Linked DNA regions of Homo sapiens: region 1 is linked to region 2. Evidence: chromatin loops called from intact Hi-C (ENCODE). Cell type or tissue: mammary epithelial cell. All regions are shown on one strand. Each heading gives the region's core, and the rest is flanking DNA. Links, peaks and the distances in the headings are about the cores only. Region 1 overlaps KCTD16 (potassium channel tetramerization domain containing 16). Region 2 has its middle 530 kb from the start of KCTD16.

The links. Hi-C counts contacts between places; a loop is a spot of excess contacts. Peaks named below come from ENCODE experiments on the same cell type or tissue, not always from the same donor. Only the 100,000 strongest peaks of a DNase experiment are listed, where the experiment ranks them.
Region 1: it touches region 2 in a loop (2.1-fold over the local background); 1 of 110 quality-filtered maps calls a loop at or near these places.

Annotation. Positions count from the first base shown.
Region 1 is chr5:144,484,150-144,489,540 of GRCh38, forward strand. KCTD16 (potassium channel tetramerization domain containing 16) reads left to right here. Exons shown (of 4, transcript NM_020768.4): 4 at 1-1,537. Among named protein-coding and RNA genes, the nearest start is that of KCTD16, 320 kb to the left of the region's middle. RefSeq lists an enhancer at 3,504-4,005. In mammary epithelial cell, for the core only: a CTCF peak has its summit at 3,253 (motif pointing right); no DNase peak of the experiment used is centred there; H3K27me3 peaks cover 135 bases.
Region 2 is chr5:144,695,326-144,700,716 of GRCh38, forward strand. No RefSeq gene overlaps it. Among named protein-coding and RNA genes, the nearest start is that of KCTD16, 530 kb to the left of the region's middle. In mammary epithelial cell, for the core only: a CTCF peak has its summit at 2,576; a DNase peak (open chromatin) is centred at 2,786; H3K27ac peaks cover 404 bases.

The sequences.
Region 1 (5,391 bases), core at 285-5,284, 210 kb before region 2:
TTTTGTAAATCATGGGTGGCGGATGTCAAAATCTCTCATTAATTACCCTGTTTTTTTCTTTAAGGAAATTGATTCATGAATAATTGGAAAGGTATTCTAGTTAAGACACACAGAAACACAAACTTAGCGGAGCTGCACTTCAGAGAGTCCCACTGTAATCTGTTAATAGAATCTGCTTTAAATGAGTCACTCCTTAGACTGGCAATGACACCCAGCTTAGTCTGTAAAATCAGGAATCTTTGTGTTGGCTGAAGGAACTTAGTAATCTTAGTTGAATTCCTCTTCCCCATGTCTTTCAAAACCAGAGCACTGGGTCGAACCTAACCCACAAAATAATTCGTCCAAATTAAATTGACTTTTTTACATAACATCAGCACCACCCCTTACACTTTTAAAGTTAAAGACCCTGTTGATCAGGTTACCTGGAAATTTCAAGTGCATCTGACCAGGGATTATCAAGCTCCTTGTGACATCTGTTTCTGATGCTGTGAATGTGATGTCACCACAAATAGAGGATTCTGAATTTTGCTGGTACTAATGCTGAGTGGTGACTTATTGGGGCCTTGCTCATGTTACTTTTTCCTGACGTCATTCAAGCACTTGATGACTTGGGTCAGTTTGTTGCACATTGATGAATAACAAGTGACACCCAATGAAATTACCTCTTCTCCTTTCCAATGCAGTTCGCTTGTACATAAATGTAACGTCATATTGTTTACAGGTTATTTTTGTGCGTAATTGTGATAGCAGATTTAGCTCAAACTTTAAAGGAATTTGTTTACTGACTGGTGTTAAAATGAATGTGCTTATTACAGTATAAACATCATTAATTATGGACTCACATGAATGCATGTCTACATGTCGTCAGTTCTCAGCAGCTCAGTTATTCAGCAAAAAGTCTGCAGTCTGTGAATAGCAAATATACATAAACTACTGTGACTCTAATAACTCTAACTGTTTTTACCTTGGGATGTAACACTGTAGATCTTCGCCTGCTGTATTTCTTTCTTACCTATTTGTTTTTGCGAGAAAAACATGATAGAAAATGCTACTACTAATTGTCCCAATGGAATTGCACATCATTTTGGCAATCATTGGTTCACTCAGAAGGCAACCGCCTATAGATGGAACAGCCCTGAGCAACATATAAATATATACATACATATCTATGTATGCAATATCTACACTGCGAATTACTACCATCTATTCTCACTGCCAATGGAAACAAACTACTCTTTTCTTTGGATTCATTGATGGATATAAAAAATTAATTTGCTATTAACTGCTTTCATATTCTGTTTAGTTCTTATAGTATGGTAAATGATACAGGTGCAGTATCAGTATTGTAAAATTGTATGGTGAAAACTACAAAAGTCATTCTGTGGATATATTTTAAAAGGAAGAACAGAAACTATATTTCAGATTCTTGTGTGAATATAATTACAGAATAGGTAACTATTTTTATGTGTTTCCATAAATGACTCCATTTCATATGCATTGTAATTTAGCACAAATCATAATAAATCATTTGGTAACATTTAGTTGTTATATATATCTATTTCCAGTATACCTAAGAGACTGATGAGTCAACATTATTTTATGCTAACTCAAGAAATTTAGATGAAATATAATTACCATTGCAATTAGTTTATTTCTGGTTTGTTGTGGCAGCTTGCTGAGTTTGGGTACAGAAAAGGAGAAGACTTAATGAATTGGTTATTTATTATACTTAGAATTAAACTGTAATAGGCGGAGGCGTTGCCTCTGTCTCTTGCTAATTGGATGGCTTTGTACTATTTTTCAAACCTCTTGAAACACCAGTTTCCTTATCTGTAAATAGGAAATAGAAATAATGGATATATCACAAGGTTCTTGTGAGAGTTAAATTAGATAATCTATATAAAGCACTTATCACAGTATCTTGTACATTAAATAGCTGCTTAATAACCCTTATCCATTCTTATTACTATTATTCCAAAATGCAAATTTTAAAAAGGAATTCAGCTTCAACACTGAATATCTGAATCCTTTTTTTTATACTTTACCGTTTTATGACATTGCTAATAGTGTTAAGCATTATGTTTTTTAATCAGAAGGGAAAATTCTACAAAAAATAATTTTACAGCTTGGGGGAGCTTTAGAAATAATTCAGCCTTTTGCTGTTGTGAAGTGTTTTTGGTGGCATACTTGCCCCATGATATGCACTGAAAAAATGGAAGGAATTGGGCAACGTACAGTTTGAGAGATGTAATCTCTTTTACACTTTCCACCTTGCACTTTTAAAATGCTCTTTATTATATTTAAAGTCCTGGGAGTTTTGCAGTGAAAACAAAACAAAACAAAACAAAAACTTTCAAACTTTAACCCAGAATCTCCCAGACTGGTCTCACCAAACTTTCTTCCGGTTTTGAGAAACACACTTTGGGAAATGTTTATTTAACCCATTCCCTTCCTTGTATTTCTTGTACAGAAAGGGAAAGTTAAGACCCAGAGAGGAAGAGATGGTTCTGGGTCTAGAACTGCATCTGTGGAATCAAGCTAGGACACTTCTCATATGCTATCTCATGTAAGTGAGATAACAGTTACAGCTTTGTCTTGAGAAACTATTCTAAAGTCACAATATCCATACTGCATGGACCCAAAGTAAAAAGTCCCACAAGGTACAGAAGGCCAAGCAGGAGAAGGTGAGGATCTAGTCTACAGTAATCCTCCTTAAAACTCTGTTACCACTGAAGTCACTTAGGAATGAGATAGTCTATTTTGCCTCAATAAGCTGATCCTTAGCAATAGTGGCTACAAGGATGCTGTACCGTGCTGAATTTCAGTCCACAAGAGGGATGGAAGCTTAGACAGACTGAAGTGATGGAGGGGTTTGGAGAAAAAGTTTTCCCATGAATTCTTTTGTGGAAAGCTGTGGGCTTTCCTCTGAAAACTTGAGAGAGAGAAAGCAACTGTGATGGAGATTTGTGAAGTTAATGACCTCCAAAGCCTTAGAAATTGCTTAAATAGAGCCAAAACTTCATTAAATTTAGGCACAGGGAAAGTCTATGCCTCCACTGTTCCAGAATGACATAGACAAGTAAAGAACCAACATTAAGAGAAAAAGTTGGCTGCAGACTTACAGAATGAACAGCAGGAAGGAATTTATTTGTCACCATTGTTCTGCCCAGAACAGCAGCTAGTTTCCCCCAAAAATCAAGGGTCCTGAGAACACTCCCTAAAGATTCTGCGATGTGGGTGGTGAGGACACAAGGGGGCTCTCTCTACTTGCTGGGGAGCATGGGTGGAAAAAGGGTGTATGGGGAGCCCAGGAAAGCACTGGTAGTAGATCAGGAGAAAGACTCCTCTTGAGATCTCTGGAGAGATTTGGGGAGATTTGTACACAGCCACTGATCAAAAACTCACCCTTCTGATAAATTGAATTGAACAGGACTTGATCAGAAGGATCATAATTTTTGCAACGAGGACAGTGAAAAAGGAAAAAATACGAACTGCTTAGACAATACTTCTTCCCTCCAATTTCAACCCAAAGGCAGCATTCCTTCCCATGACTAAAAAAATATTCAGAGCCCACATCAATCTTGTCCCAAATGGCAGCTGCCACTGAAACAGGTCATGATAAGTCTTCATTTCAATAAGGGGATGATAAAAACCCTTAGCCAGGCAGAGCAGCTTCAGCCTTCAGTAAGCCAGCCTCATGTTGCAGAGCTTAAAAAAATCAATAGGTCAGCAACAAAGGCCCAGGAGGAGGGCAGGGTTTTCAAATGCTAAGATTGCCAAAGAGCTCCAGGCACACCCCATAAACCCCTTGCTTATTCTTATTACCATGTTATGAAAGCACCAAAAATAAATTCTGAGGACTAAACTCAGTCTTTGACTTGTTTTTCTCTTTCTTCTGACTCACCATGTGAGTCTTGCTATCTTTAGGGTAGCAAGAAACAAAAACACCCTACATAACTGGAAGATAGCTAGTATATTGAAATGGTATTGCTCTTCCTCTGTGGATAGGTCTGAGTTCAAACATGCTCTTCAAGGCTGTCTGCTTCCTGATGGATATGCAGCAATTAAATAGGATGTCTCCAAGAGACAAAATCACAGACACATAGGTACCTTTGATACAAATAAAGCTTTTCTCCTCTCCATCCTCCCTGAATGTTCTACTTTTTTTCTATACATTTCTTTCCCTCTCTTTTTATTCTGTTTGTTCTTCACGCGTCTGGAGTATAGGGTAAACATATTTAATAAATCACAGCATCCTTTATCTAACAGTGCCCCTTTCCCCCACCATACGCTTTCCTTGAAGCCTCAATTTCTTCATCTAGTCTGTGATTGGGGACATTGAAGGAGATATATTTTTTGCACCATTTTGCCATCCCTTTCTCAACTGATTTTTACCTCAGCTCTGGCTGGTCTCCTATTTGAAGGAAGAGGTGGAGGTGGGGAGGATTTGGTGGGTCCCAAATATTGACCGTTTTAGATTGTCTTTGAGAGAAAACAGCAAGTCTATCTAGGAGGAAATGAAAGACAAGGAGAAGGTGAGTTGAATGCTGGTGGACTGTGGTCTGTGGTCCTAAAGCTATTGCAAATGGGTGAGCTACCTTAACTGTTTCTTCCCTGGGGATGAAGTGGGAACCCAAGACCTTTCCCTGCTAATTTCCACATATGCCCCAGTTTAATGACTCATTTTCTGCCTTAACCAGAGCTTGCACCCTTTGCTCCAGAAAGTCCAGCATGAATTTCTGTTTTGTCTTTAACATGGATAGACGGGAAGGGATTGGAAATGGTGAGAAAGTAGTGAACTTATTGGAGTTAGACAGAGAAGCCACACAGTTAGCAGCAAATCATTCTTTCTCCCTTTGCCCCTGGGAAAGAGTGGCCCTTAGTACCTAGAAATAATAGACTGTCAGTTTGTTTGTTTTTTTTTCATTAAGGAGATGGATGTCCTGGTCTCTCTGTCACCTGATATTAACAAATGTGAGAGAGTGTGAGGAGGGAAAAAGATGTTAATAATAATCAGTTTTGTGTACCTGAGGCATAAGAGATTTTTTTCCTGATAGAGTAAATGAATAACATGGTAATTAACTTGATCTACTCTTTAGGGAGCTGCTACCTGCAGGTCTCTTTGCAAAGCCCAGGCTTTATGCTCATAGTGCAATGATGTTCACAATGTCCTCTGGCACCTTGAGGTTTGCAGTGTGTATTCTCATTCATCTATAGTTTCTGAAAGCTGAAGCAACAGTTGGGGACTTAGAAAGGACTGCATCATTTTCCTCTTAGTTATTTTCTATAACATAACTTCTCGTAGGTCTGTACAACTATAGAATATCTTACATTGCTATTTATGATGCTTTGAGGAAGTGCTGGAAATATAGCAGATTAAAAATTAGCCAA
Region 2 (5,391 bases), core at 154-5,153:
ACAGTTTGGCAGTTCCTCAAAAAGTTAAGCATAGAATTACCATACGGCTAAGGGATTCCATCCCTAGCTATATATCCAAAATAATTAAAAGAAATTACTGACATAAGTACATGTGCATGCATGTTTTTAGTAACAATATTCACCATAAATAAAAGGTAAAAAAACAGCCCAAATGTTCATCACTGGATGAATGGATAAACACATGGTGGTATATGAAAACAATGGAATTATTCAACCATAAAAAGGAATAAAGTACTGATGCATGCTGCAATAGAGATAAACTTGCAACACAGCATGCTAAATAAAAGAAGCTGAACACAAGAGGGGGACACCATCACAGATTGGTTCTGAATGGCTGAAGCCCATCTGCCCATGCCTTCCATCTGAGATGGATATATGGCTCTTTTCAGGCCAGGGATACCCAAAGATATGTTTGTTCATGGTTTATGAATAACAATTCTAACAATAAAGCTTGTTTTTACTCTCTACGTCATTGGAGCACTTTACCCTCTCTTCCTCTGGATAGTGAATATGTGGATGTGAGATCCAAAACGTATATAAGCATCTTTCTACCACAGAAAAGCCAGTCAGATGAGAAAGTGAAAAAATTGAGAAGAGAGCTGCTAAATTATTTGCAGAAAAATGAGATAGGAATCTATTCAATCTGATCCTTAATCTCTCACCTTACCTCTGGATTATCCAGCTAAATGGGTCAATGCATTTCCTTTATTATTAAAACCAGTATTAGTTTATTTCCTGCTCTTTTCAAAAAGTAAGATACCAATTGGTACAGAGAAAATCTTCTTCAGGTAGTTCTACTTTTTGTGTATACATAGGACCTACCAAACATTTAAGATCAAAAGAGGATATATAATATTTTCGAATCTATTAATAGAATTACTTAGCCTGGTAGGTACAATGTGTGAGATTAAAATGACATTTAAGAAAGACTACAAAATCACATGGTCAAAAACTAAGGCAGGTTATTGGCCTAAGTACACCTTGTGATAATTTGTTAAATTTAGTAAGATAAAATAACCTCAATTGAATGACTGACCAGGGTTACCAACTGTGTTTATGCTTGACCTTTCTATGGGGTTTATCATCAGGAGTTTTATAGATGAAGGTTCCTGGTGTTTGACCTTCCTAAATCCAACCAAATTCTCCTCACTCATCTAAGAAAAGTCTGGATATTTTGAGTGTGGTGACTGGAAGGCTAACACTAACCATGTTTGCAATATGATGTGTGCTTTTGAGAAATATTTACCTTCATATGCTCAAAGAACCACTTGCTAAACAGGATAAAATAATTTATTTATAACATACAATGTGTGTGTAATTACATATGAAATGATAACGTGAAATCAGTTGTGAGGGTCTATAGTAATGTATACACATAATAACTTTGAGGAAGCAATAACAATTATTTAGCCTGTAGTTTTTGCCAAATGTTCTTATCCCATGAGGTAATGCCTTTATCTGATTCCCCATAATTCATGTGTTGAAAACTTAGCCCCCAATGTAACTGTTTTAGGAGGATAGGAGGTGCTTAGGTCATGAGGGCTCTGCTCTCATGAGTGGATTAATGCCCCTATAAAAAAGGTGTGGAAATGAGTTCACTGTCTTCTGCCATATAGGGACACAGCATTTGTTTCCTTTTGCCCTCTAGCCTTCCACCATATGAGGATGCACAAGAAGGCCCTCACAAGATGCCAGCACCTGCAAACTTCCTAGCTCCAGAACCATTAGAAATACATTTCTATTCATCATAAGCTAGGGTCCAGTTTTGGTGGCTTATGTCTTTAATCCCAGCACTTTGAGAGGCTGAGGCAGGATTATCCCTTGAAGCCAGGAGTTTGATACAGTCTGAGCAGCATAGAGAGGCCTCATCTCTACAATATATATATATATAACGATAAAAATAAATTAACCAGGAACCTGTAGCCCTACCTACATGGAGTACCATCATCCTTTGTTCAGTCCAACAGGGATCGAGGTCAGTGACATAGGAGTTCAAGGCTGCAATGAGCTATGCTCACACTGCTGCGTTCCAGCTTGGGTATATGTTAGAGAGAGAGATATATATATAAAATCTCTCTCTATATATAATATATAATAGCTCTTGCATAATATATATCTATTTATAATATATACTCTCTATTGTAATATATAATATATATAATCTCTATGTATAATGTATAATACATATACATATAACAAATATATTATACATAGATATTTTATATATATATAATACAGTCTGTAGTATTCTGCTATATAACATATATATTATACATAGATATATATATATATATATAATACAGTCTGTAGTATTCTGCTATAGTAGCATAAAATGGACTAAAACAGACAGGTACTATAATAATAGTTGTTATATATATATATAAAAACATGGAAACAAACTTTAAGCAATTGCATCATTTGCAATACTGGGCATCTGTTGCATTTTCCTTTCTAACACTCCTCAACTCACACTTCTTTCCTTAGGATAATAACAACATTTTGATTTTCCCTGGGGGAATGAAACCAACAGCATTCTGTGTGGCTTAGGGGAAGATGGTGCCACCTGTCTTTAGCATTAGGCCTGTAACCCAGGCCTGACTTAGTCAGCATTAATACAACACAGGCTACAGTGATTGGTGTAGGGGTGGGTACATGACTAAATTCTAGGGGTACTTTCAAGCTGCCATAAACAAATGAAATACATTTTTTTCTGCTGAGACTGCTCACAGTGAAGATGATGTACACAGAAGAAAACACAAGAAACAGAGACCAATTGCTGATCACATCCTTTCAGCCCTTGGATGTAGTCATGCCCAAAGCATTTTTATCCGCAACCTCCCCTTTAACTGTGTCCACATATTTTCTTAAGCTGTTTGAATTGGACTTCTGCCTCTTTCTTGCATACAAGATTGTCCTGACTAATAGATTCACTCAAGGCAAGAAGTTAGTCAGTGAGAATTGGGATTTGAAGTGAGGTACTGTTTTCAAGTGACTATATACATCAGAAACCATACATGTCACAGCTTTCTTACCAAAGCTTCTTTGCTGAAATTTCAACCTGCAGGTCCTGAGTTAGGAAATTATCTTGCCAATTTGCATGGGCCAAGAGGAGAGCTAAATGTTAAGAAATGTGTTTAGTTTTCTATTCCCCTGGGTTGACTCTGGATTATAATTAATTGTAGCTTTGGGCTAATTTGTTGCCTAATATTCTTGTATAAAACTGTAAGTGCCATATTAGATTTAACTAGGAGAAGCAGGGGGTTGTCTTCCGGCAAGCCAGAGTTGTAGGAATGATGCAAATGAGCAGTCACATAAGAATGCCATGTTTGTCTTCCTCATTGCTGCTTTCCCTGCAGGGTAACTCTTACTAATTTAGTAATTAGTGGTAGGAAGCTTGAAAATCTGCAAGCTAATTTACACATAAGCAAACTATGTTTAAAATGACATTAACTCACTGTGTTTTGGTATGTGGCCTGACACACAGCCGTTTCATCCCCTTGGCTATATCCCCTGTGGTGCTTTGAAATGGGAAATAATATTAGGGTCTAGCTTGGAAAAAGAGACACATAAAGGGGGAGGATGTCAAGACAGAAATAGTTCTCTTTGGTGCAGCTAAAATCCTAATGGGCTATATCACTGATTGTAGAAGGTATTAACAGTCAAGCACTAAACAGTAATGATGATATTTCATCTCAACTATTGAGTGTTTCAGGCACTGCTGTAAATACTCTCTCTATATTATCACATTTACTCCTTTAAAAAGCCCAATATTATCCCCATATTATGGATAAGAAAACAGTTGTTCAAGGAGCTTAACTAACTTGTCTAAGCTCACACATTTACCAAAAGCAGGGTCAAGATTCCTATGTAGGCCTAACATTTTAATTACATAGTGTGCTGGCTACTATAATACTAGACTTATGCAGAGAAATTTTTGATACGGGATGTCATCAACATTGGCAGTATAGTCAACCCTATTATAATAAAGCTTATTATTATCTCAAATCCTATAGGCAAGCAAACATCTTCATATCAATTTTTCAAAAACTCACTTTTCTATTTGTGTTCACAGCAAAGTCCTTTAAAGAGCTTCTTTCTCCGTAGCTTCAACCCCTCTTTTCTCCTTCACCTATTCCAATAGGACTTTTGTCCTAATAATAAAAGGGCTCTTATTAAGGTTATCAATGATCTTTAACTTGTCCTCTTCCTTATCCTTCCTGTCAACTTCGTTTGACATAGCAGATCCCTTTCTTCTTAAAGCTCTTTCTTCGCTTGGCTTCCAGGTATCACTCCCTCCTCTCCTGGCTCCTTCAAGGACTTATCAATTTCCTTTGCTGACTTTTTTCTTAAGTCTTAAGCATTAAGCATTGGAGTGCCACCCTGGGCTCGATCCTTAGACCTCTTCTCCTCCTCTTTTACACTCTGTTCCTTAACACCTGTCAGCTCAGTCCTTGACACGTGTTTCAAATCCAATTATTTCTCACATCTCCTGCCACATTCCTTGCCTCAGCCACCAGCTCTCTTGCCTGGACTCTTGCTGTAGCTCCTTCACTAATATTTCCTTTTTTCTTTATTCCCCTAAGATCCATTCCCCCCATAGTCGCTAGAGTGAGCTTCTTAAGGTGCACATCAAATTGCAGGTTTTCTCATTAAGATTCTCCAATGCCTTTCCATTGCACATAGAATTCAATCCAAACTCCATTTCATGGTGAACAAGGGTTATTTTAGATTTGCACATCTTTCTCTCTCTTATATTATTTTTCATGGCTGTCGCCTTTGCTTCCTGCATTATTGCCATACTGGCCTTATTTGCTCGTCCTCAAATACTACATGTTTATTTTCAAACCATGCTCTTTTGCACAGCTAGTTCCTACATTCAAGTTCTGTGTCCTTAGGTTTTCACATAGCAGAAAGTTTGTTATCATTCAGATCTGTTCTTAAATGTCACTTCTTCAGAGACTGTCCCTGTAACCCAATTAAAGATCTTCCAGCTTTCACCTAAACTCTCTAATTTCTTACCCTGCTTGATTTTCTTTATTGCAATGCTTCTATCCAAAATTGTATACATATTTACTTGTTAATTGTCTGTTTTCTCCCCTGGAACTCTATCGTCTTCTCCTCTGTGAGAGCAAGAACTTTGCTATTCACTACAGTTTCTTCAGAGCATAGAATGATAGTAAAAATTTAAATAATTATTAAAATTAAGAAATGAATACTTTTTAATAAAAAAAATTTATATGTGTTTCATAATCAGGACTTCCTCCAATCCAGAATTCCCTGCTTATCTCATCTATTGTAGATTTCTCTCCCTTCTGAACCACGACATTTTCATCAACCTTCCTAGACTATACTTTCATTTCTTTCCTCCAT